Linked DNA regions of Homo sapiens: region 2 is linked to region 1. Evidence: read pairs that join two places in POLR2A ChIA-PET (ENCODE). Cell type or tissue: Panc1. All regions are shown on one strand.

Region 1 (5,000 bases):
AAGCAGGCTGAGAACAGAAAAGAAGGCCCACCTTGCAAGGTACCAGTGTTTGCTGGTGTGTGGGAAGACATATACACATGGAATACATACAGGGAGACATAGACACATAGAATCATGGAATTTTGAAACTAGAAAGGACCTCAAGAGTGGTTGATGGTTATTTTACAGCACAAAAATGGCCTCCAGGGCAATGTGTCGTGGTTATAAGCACAGGTTCTAGAATCAGACCAGGTTTGAATCGTGGCTTTGCCCCTATTAACTGTGTGACTTGGGCAAGTTCTTTAACCTCTCTGTGCCTTAGTTTTCTCATCTGTAAAATGAAGACAGTAATATATCTGTAGCATAGGGTTATGAGGATGAAATGAGCTAATACACATAAGGCACTTTTAAAATGTCCAGCACAGAGTCAATAAATGTGAGCTGTTATTACTATAATTGTAGTTGAATATTTCTGCATTTATTCATGCTGTGACCTTTGAGAAATAAACTTTCTCTCCTTTTCCACACCTCTAGACCTCCTTTCAGCCTCAGTTCAAAAATCATTATCTCCATGAAGGCATCCCCAACTCCCCAGGAAAAATTCTTTCCTATTGTTTCTGGACATCAGAAGGTTTTTGGCTTATTCCATGACCTACTGAAAAGTGCTCCCAGGTAGGCCATCCACAGGGAAACCCTTCCACTTTGCTTGGAAGAGATCCTCTTGGTGATAAATTCACAAAAATGCAAGTGGCCTAGGAGTTCTAGACAGCCTAGCTGGCCTGAGGCCATCAAGGGGAGCTGGGTATAGGCCTGGGGATTCCCAGGTGTTTTCTATTTCTCCATGTCCAACTGGTGATAATAATAACAACCCAAAGGGAAAGATGGAGGAAGAGGGGAAATGTCTCTATAAGACAGAAAAATAGCAGTAAACCTATAAAGGTGCCCAGATTCTCATTCTACTAGCAATTGATATTCAACACTGGGACTAGAACTGACAAATCTGGAAGAAAAGTCATTTGGATCATGGGTTATTGGGCCTTTATCATGCTTATTTTCTAAAACAGGGATAAGCAAACGACAGCCTGTAGGTCAAATATAGCCCATCTCTTGATCTTGCACAGCCTGTAGGCTTAAGACTATTTACATGCTGTTAATGGTTGAAAAATAAATAAAACGAACAAAAATACTTTGGGGCGTGTGAAAATTATATAATATTCACATTTCAGTGTCCATGGATAAAGTTTCGTTGGAAAGCAGCCGCACCCATTGGTTTATATATTGCCTATAGCTGTATGAGTGCTATAACAGTAGTGTTGAAAAGTTCTGACAGAGACCGATCTCCTTCTTAATATTACTATATTTACCATCTGGCCCTTTAGAAGAGAAATTTGCTGACTCCTGTTTTAAAGCATCTCTCTGACATAGGTTCTCGTAGCTATATCAGTGCTGCTGAGAATACTGCTTGTTTTTTTCATTTCTTCCACTGAAAACATAAAGTGGACTTCCCTTGCAATGTGAGATTTAGCTTAAAAATAAAGAATTTGGAATCACAGACTGTTTTGAAATGAAAAAGACTAAAGGTCATCTTACAATGCTTCCCAACATGGGCCCCCTTATTCATTATTCACAAGAAGGAAGTAATGAGCTATGTTAAAAATTTTTGTTAAAAAGGACAGGCACGGTGGCTCATGCCTGTAATCCCAGCACTTTTGGGAGCTGAGGTGGGCGGATCACTTGAAGTCCGGAGTTCGAGACCAGCCTGGCCAACATGGTGAAACCCTGTCTCTACTAAAAATACAAAAGTTGGCCAGGTATGGTGGTGTGCACCCATAATTCCAGCTACTTGGGAGGCTGAGGCAGGAGAATCGCTTGAACCTGGGAGATGGAGGTTGTAGTGAGCTGAGATCACACCACTGCACTCCAGCCTGGGGGACAGAGTGAGATTCTGTCTCAAAAAAAAGTTTTTTTTTAACCTGCAAATATTTACTTAAAACATCTAGCTTTTGGCTAGAATAATAATTAAAAATTATAAAATTTTCATTCTACAGAATTGGAATAAAGAGGGATGCTTGAGGTAGTAAAAAAAATTGGGGAATCATTGTCCTGTGGAATAGTGTTTGACAGAGGTCACACAGCAAATTAGTGGCAGACCATGGTCAATTGCCTGTTAGTTCTGGGTTTACAACCTTACTTACTATATCTGGATCCAGAAAGAATGAACAGTTTTATATAACACATTCTGGAAAGAGGCAGGGTATAGTTGAGTGTAGTAAATAAACAGATTTTTCCACTGTGCTTATAACTGGTGACTCATCTCAGCCAATGGGGAATCCAGGAGGAGGTCAACACTGGCTATGCCTCCCCTCCCTCTGCAGCTCCAGATCCCGTCCACAAGCCACTGGCTGCACACAGTAATCACCCAGAAGCTGTCATTGAGGAAACTTTTTGCTTCATATGGGATGTGAATCATGAATGAATCAGAAGCCTCTGCCTCCCCCATGCCCTGACTGATAAAACACAAGCTCCTGTACTTACTAAGTTCTCTTAACTGTGTACTGGGTATAACTGGTTTCCTTTCCTGGACTCCAAGTGCAGGTTAAATTTTTCCTATAGTAGTAGACACAGGAAATGTTCTCAGGCTTAGCTGGCAGAGCTAAATAAATTAAACACACACACACACAAACACAAAAATTTCAGTACACAATAAATATTGCCAGCATTGAACATTTTTAATGGAAAATATGCTGATCAAAAGCTAGATTTTTTTGGTTAGTTGCTAGGTGTAACCTAGCAATCAGGTTCAATGGAAAGAATCTAACTTCATCTCTTTAATTATTCCCTTTCAAGAGCTAGATTTCTACTTTTTAAGAAATCCCTTTTTACATTCTTACTTAAATGTAACATTTGAGCAGCAAGCATTTTTAAAACACCAAGAAATACATACAAAGTATTTGTGATATACTCAGTAAAGCATCAAATGGTAGAATCACTCTGGATAATTCATGGGTAACAGATGATGTGGGCATAAGCAAGAATACAACCATGCCACACTTCAACCATATGTATCAACAATTTTCTTTTCCAGAAGATTGTACAATAGAGAAATTTATGAAATATCTTCAACTGTATCTTCATATCTTAGAAATCTTGCTCCTGAGAGCTCCCCACCCCATAGCATCCACACTTTCATAGGGAAACCAGATACTACCATCTAGAACAGGGACCTAGATCTTTAAGGGGTCCATGGGTAGAATTCAGGGGTCCATGAACTTAAATGGGGAAAATTTACATCTTTAATTTTCACTAACCTACTGTTGAAATTTAGGATTTCCTTCCATCATAAGTGTAATCAACAAACTACAGTAATAGCATCATTGCCTGTGACTTTGTCACCATTATAAATCACAAATATTTTCATATTATATTTTCGTTGCTGCAGGTACCTTAAAATATTTATATGGTTTGGTTGTGCCCCCACCCAAATCTTAACTTGAATTGTATCTCCCAGAATTCCCATGTGTTGTGGGAGGACCCAGGGGGAGGTAATTGAATCATGGAAGCTGGTTTTTCCTGTGCTATTCTCATGATAGTAAATAAGTAAATAACCCACGAGATCTGACGGGTTTATCAGGGGTTTGCGCTTTTACTTCTTTCTCATTTTCTCTTGCTGCAGCCATGTAGGAAGTGCCTTTTGCCTCCCACCATGATTCTGAGGCCTCCCCAGCCATTGGAACTGTAAGTCTAATTAAACCTCTTTTTCTTCCCAGTCTCGCGTATGTCTTTATCAGCAGCGTGAAAATGGACTAATACAAATATGAAATACTATTATCACTATTTCTGAATTAAGGTAATTATTAATATTAGACCTAAATTAAGGCAATTATTAGGTCTTCTTATTTAATGTGTTAATAAAGAAGACCACATATTACCAGATCACAAATTTGTTTCTTTAATATTTTGATGATTTCATTAATATTTTGATGATTTCATTTCAGTATATTTTGGTATCTTTGTAATGCTATTTATTTTATTTGTGCATTTACAAACATTGTTTTGAGAATCAGCCCATAGACTTCACTAGATGACCAAGGGGTTGATCCTAAACATACACACACACACACACACGCACACACACACACGCACACACACACATGCACACACACATGCACACACACGCACACAAACACACGCACACACAAACACACACACAAACACACACACAAACACACATGCGCACACACACAAACACACACAAACACACATGCACACACACATGCACACACACAAACACACATGCACACACACATGCACACACACACAAACACACACATGCACACACACACAAACACACACACACAAACACACATGCACAACTAAGAACTAAGAGCAATTTTAGACTAAGGGCCATGTTCAGCTCTGAGGCTTATACTAACTTCTTTGTTGAGCCTCTGGAAAGATCATAGTCTTAAGAAGCAGGCATTTTTGTGAGAGGAGGGCAACTTCTTAAATTACCTTTATATATCAAAGGAAGGTCTAGCGCTTCCTAGGAAGGCAGTCTCTACCAGACAAGAAGTAGGAAAAAGCTGATCACTTCTAACAAGTAAATATGGGGGCAGGGATGGGGAGGGAATGAAAGGAAGGTAAAGCAAAGAATTCTGATGTCAGTGTTCTTGATAGAGCGGTACAAACATGCGGATGGGTCCCATGCACCAAGGTCATCTGGCTGGTAGCCTATTTCACCAGGTACAGCAAGTCCGGGGGAGGTTGCCAGGCTGTAGTCTAGCAGGATTCCTCAACCGCTGGGCAAGGTACGGGTCCATGGCCTGTTAGGAACTGGGCCACACAGCAGGAGGTGAGCAGCAGGTGAGCGAGCATTACCGCCTGAGCTCCCCGCCCCCACCCCTACCCCTGCCTCAGAACAGCAGCAGCATTAGATTCTCATAGGAGCTGAACCCTACTGTGAACTGTGCTTGTGAGGGATCTAGGTTGCTCACTCCTTATGAGAATCTAACTAATGCCTG
Region 2 (5,000 bases), 68 kb after region 1:
TAGGGACATGGATGAAGCTGGAAACCATCATTCTCAGCAAACTATTGCAAGGACAAAAAAACAAACACCACATGTTCTCACTCATCGGTGGGAATTGAACAATGAGAACACTTGGACACAGGAAGGGGGACATCACACACTGGGGCCTGTCGTGGGGTGGGGGGAGGCGGGAGGGATGGCATTAGGAGATATACCTAATGTAAATGACTAGTTAATGGGTGCAGCACACCAACATGGCACATGTATACATACGTAACAAACCTGCATGTTGTGCACATGTACCCTAAAAAAGTATATAATAAAAAAAGGGTTTACTGTAAAAAAAAAGAAAGAAAATAAGCTTAATCAGATTTTTTGCCTAGTATTTTTTAAATGGCTTTATTACCTTTATTTTGCATGTCATAGAAAAAAATTTATCAGTAGCATTATTCTTATCATGAACCTTCCTCAGACCCTCAATATTTAACAATTACCGGTAACAAATTTACCATGATCATTAAATCTGTCATCTTCAGACAGCTTTTGTTTTCTTTAGATGCTTGCCCAAAGGCTGTGCTGTAAGCTATAGATCAGAGTCTATGTCCTAAAGGACAGACTCCAAGCCTTGTGAAGAACTATTAATACTTCAAAGAATAGAGTCTTGGGTAGAAGGTTCTAAAGTTGACTGCTTTGACAACTTTTAGACCCTATCACTGGACTGAGTGAGATTTCCAGGACTAGTCCTTCTAGAAACAGACAGAATCATGCAAGCTGATCCCTAACATATACAATGAAATAAGAATTACATAAGGACTGAATGAGCTTATGGAGAATATCTCTCTGTGGCCATTTGTTTGCAATACTGTTAATATTATTTTAATATTCTATTTTCTGGATATATGAAGAAGGCTTTTTTCCTCTTAAGCTAGCTGTCATTTACACATTTTAGTAGACTCTGCTTTTGTAAACTAAAATCAAACATTCTAAAATCATATCTGATCTCGCATCTCACTGACACCCCATCCCAACCCAAATTCAGATTTCTTAACTAAGTCTCCTTAGTTTTCATGGTAGTTACCTGCAACAGTTAAATAAGAATCTGTCTGCCTCCTTTAACCAAGATATAAGTGGACAAGTTACCTGTCCAACTAACATCTCACCTGGATTTCGTATTTGAAAATGGAATGGTAGGTAGGACCAGATACTTTTTTTTAAGGAACAAAGGTTGGCTTTCCTTATGGAACCAATGCCTACAAAGACCTCCCATATAAGCTGACCTGGTGCTTGGCTTACATGGCCCAGCCTTGGAGATTTTAAGGAAGGTCATACACTTCCTGACAGGACAGGAACCACAGGAAATATGGGGGACCTTTCGTAGAGTGAGATTCACTCCAATTTATAGGTACTGCAGGTGAAACCTAGTAGAGAGAGTTTCTGAGACTTAGTTTCCTATCCCTTAGATAGCAAATAATAAAGGATTTTTAAAGTTCAATCTGACATTCCTTATGAAAACTTCCAGACAAAAGTTAATTTTGTGACTTTAGTAAGTCAATACTGTTCAGCAAACTTAAGGAGGCCCATTTATTGTTAATGAACAATCTTGCTGCACCCATGCCAATAAGCAAGCCAAACATAAGACCAAACTTCTTGTCATCAAGACTATCTCTGAGATTATTATGGTCATGAGGTAGACACAGGCTGTCAGAAAAAATTATGGAAGAATTTGAAGTAAGCAAAAAAGATTACTGTCTAGCACACTCTTTGTGCCTTCTATATTCTTTTTCATAACTGTTGCAATGGATAGCAATGCCAATGATTCTCAGTAAAAATGCAAATAAAGTTTTCCCCTGAAATGTGATTATTGCATTTGAATAATGACCAGTTTTACATCTACCTCTAAATTAATTTTAGCATTCCTAATTGCCTAAACCAGGGGTGTCCAATCTTTTGGCTTCCTTGGGCCACATTAGGAGAATTGTCTTGGGCCACACATAAAATACCGTAACACTACTGATAGCTGATGAGCTTTAAAAAAATGTTTTTTTAATCGCAAAAAAAAAAAAAAAAAACACCCCATCATGTTTTAAGAAAGGTTACGAATTTGCGTTGAGCCACATTCAAAGCTATCCACATCAAAGGGATGCATGTGGCCTGTGAGCTGTGGGTTGGACAAGCTTGGCCTAAATATACATGTATTTTTTTAATTCTCCTTTTGACTAGCTGTAACATCTTACTGGTTCCTTTCGTAACTAAAGAGCTCAATAAACTCTTTGATCTCTGTTGACTTAAAATTAAAATTATGAAAAAGGCAGTTGGGCTATGCCACTCCGAAATAAACTTATATATTTAAAGGCAAAAGGAAAAAAATAGCATAATTAAGTGAAAGAGTAGAAAAGGAGATAAATCATATGAACAAAATTTATATAATTTGAGGATATACTGGATGGATATTACATGCAAAGTTAAAAAGGTATCAACTATGAACACTAAACCAAAAAAAATATTTCACAGCTTAAATAATACAGAAGTATATCAATAGTGCTCATATATAATACATTGACCTTTTCTCAAGGGCAAACCAGCTCTTCTGAAAAACTCTCTCCTTTTGGATTACTTGCAAAATAAACTTTATCCCACAAGCTCATATATAAAAAAAATCTTGGCCGGGCACAGTGGCTCATGCCTGTAATCCCAGCACTTTGGGAGGCCGAGGCAGGCAGATCACAAGGTCAGGAGATCAAGACCATCCTGGCTAACACGGTGAAACCCTGTCTTTACTAAAAATACAAAAAAATTAGCCGGGTATGGTGGCACGTGCCTCTAGTCCCAGCTACTCAGGAGGCTGAGGCAGGAGAATGGCGTGAACCCGGGAGGCAGAGGTTGCAGTGAGCCGAGATTGTGCCACTGTACTCCAGCCTGGGTGACAGAGCAAGACTCCATCTCAAAAAAAAAAAAAAAAACTTAAGGTGACTATATTAGAAATATGTTCTAACTTCAGCAAAACCATATAGTGCTCATCTCTTCGGCATTAGCAGCATCAATTTATGGTGGACAAGTTATTTGACCTCTCTATATTTGTTTCTTCATCCCTAAAATGGGGATAATGACAAAATCTACTTCATAAGGTTGTTTTGGGAATTAAATGAGCTAACACATGTCCAATAATTAGAACAGTATGTGGCCCATAGCTATTATTATTTTTATATGCTATTAGTGTATATTATGAAACATTTGATGAAGCCAACCAATAAAATTTCTCAAACTCAAGATGAGTATTTGGTTTTTAAAAGTTTTTATAAAACTTAGGACAAATTAAAGACCAGAAGCCTGTAAGTGCTTTTTAAGTCACCTTTCCATTTTTTCTTTTTGCTCATTATTGGAAATTAGCTGATGAACCACCTTCGCATTTCTCTCTCAACACTGACATTCAAGCTGAAACGCAAGTACTAAAATGGAGGGTGTGGATGGAGAAAGTGTAACATGTAAGTAGACCTAGCCTATGAGGTAATGAGAAGGTATTAAAATGAACATATTTAAAATTTTTGCTTCCAGTCTCAAAATAAGGCTAAACAACCGAACTAAAAAAAATGACTTCAAAAATAAAAATTGGGCCAGGAATGGTGGCTTACACCTGTAATCCCAGCAGTTTGGGAGGCCAATGTGAGTGGATCACTCGAGCCCAGGAGTTCAAGACCAGCCTGGGCAACATGGTAAAAACCCCATCTCTACAAAAACTAAAAAACTGGTTGGGCATGGTGGTGCACGCCTGTAGTCCCGGCTACTCAGGGGACTGACGTGGAAGAACTGCTTGAGCCTGGGAGCTTGAGGCTGCAGTGAGCCATGGTCATGCTACTGCACTCCAGCCTTGGCAATAAAGCAAGGCCCCGTCTCAAAAAATTAAAAATAATAAAAAGTAAAATTGGGGTGAGTACAGTGGCTCATGGCTGTAACCTCAGCACTTTGGAAGGACAAGGTGGGAGGATTGAGGCCAACAGTTCAAGGCCAGCCTGGTCAATAGTGAGACCCCTATCTCTACAAAAAATAATAGAATTAGCTAGGCATGGTAGCGCATGCCTATAGTCCCAGCTACTTGGGAAGCTGAGGTGGGAGGATCGCTTGAGGCCAGGAGTTTGAGGCTGCCATAAGCTATGACTACACAATTATTTCAGGCCGAGCAACAAAGTGAGACCTTATCTCTAAAAAGATAATAAAAATAAAAATTGATTGGGGGAGTAGAGGAGAAAAAAAAATTCCCACAGATATTGTGAAGGAAGAGAACTAGATCTTAAGCCCCTTTTAGCTAAAAAAATTATTCAAATCTATGAATTTGGGAAGCCTTAGGAAGCAAGAGCTAGGAACCAGAAACAGAAAAACAATCTGCTTTTGATGGAGTAATAGTGTGATGTAAATATGTGTCACTACTAAGCCTTTCTAGTTTCCTAAAACAAAAAATAGATACATTTCTGGTGGAATAGTTAAAATGAAGTCTCAAATCCTTCCTATTTTCAAACTTAATGGTGGAGAAACGACCATATTTTTATATAATTTACCCAGAAAACTGAATCATAAAATTTTTTATAAAAGAGCTTTAGAGGGAGAGAGACTTAAAACAAACTTATGAAAAGTCAGACCAAACAATTCTTTAGTGATTTTTTAAATTATTCATTAAAAAAAATCAAAATCATGACAAAAAAATGTATCAACGTAAGATACCTATGTTTCGCAGAATTTCAACGAGCTTTTCTCTTTTTGAGAACTGGCCAACTTGGAGAACGGTCTGCTGAACATCTCTACATGCTCCACCCACTTGTCCAACAGCAACAAACAGATAATTTGACTTTAAAAACTCTGCAGCCAACCTTGAAAAACAAAAGATTATTCTTTAACTTATCCTCCTCTCCATCAGTATCCATAATATCCACTGAATTCCTGTAGGTGTTATCTCAATATTAATCAGACAGCAGATTATAACAGCTATAAGATGGTTGGTTACTTATATCACCCAAGTACTATTGTGAAAG

Evidence for each region. ChIA-PET counts read pairs that join two places held together with the same protein. Peaks named below come from ENCODE experiments on the same cell type or tissue, not always from the same donor. Only the 100,000 strongest peaks of a DNase experiment are listed, where the experiment ranks them.
Region 2: POLR2A ChIA-PET joins it to region 1 with 8 read pairs; 4 of 35 experiments call an interaction of 5 or more read pairs at or near these places.

What each region holds. Positions count from the first base shown.
Region 1 is chr5:55,866,423-55,871,422 of GRCh38, reverse strand. It overlaps IL31RA (interleukin 31 receptor A), which reads right to left. Exons shown (of 15, transcript NM_139017.7): 3 at 2,515-2,632. Among named protein-coding and RNA genes, the nearest start is that of IL31RA, 18 kb to the right of the region's middle. In Panc1, no CTCF peak of the experiment used is centred here; a DNase peak (open chromatin) is centred at 2,422; H3K4me3 peaks cover 243 bases.
Region 2 is chr5:55,798,264-55,803,263 of GRCh38, reverse strand. It overlaps DDX4 (DEAD-box helicase 4), which reads right to left. Exons shown (of 22, transcript NM_024415.3): 18 at 4,693-4,838. Among named protein-coding and RNA genes, the nearest start is that of IL31RA, 51 kb to the left of the region's middle. RefSeq lists a silencer at 39-222. In Panc1, no CTCF peak of the experiment used is centred here; no DNase peak of the experiment used is centred here.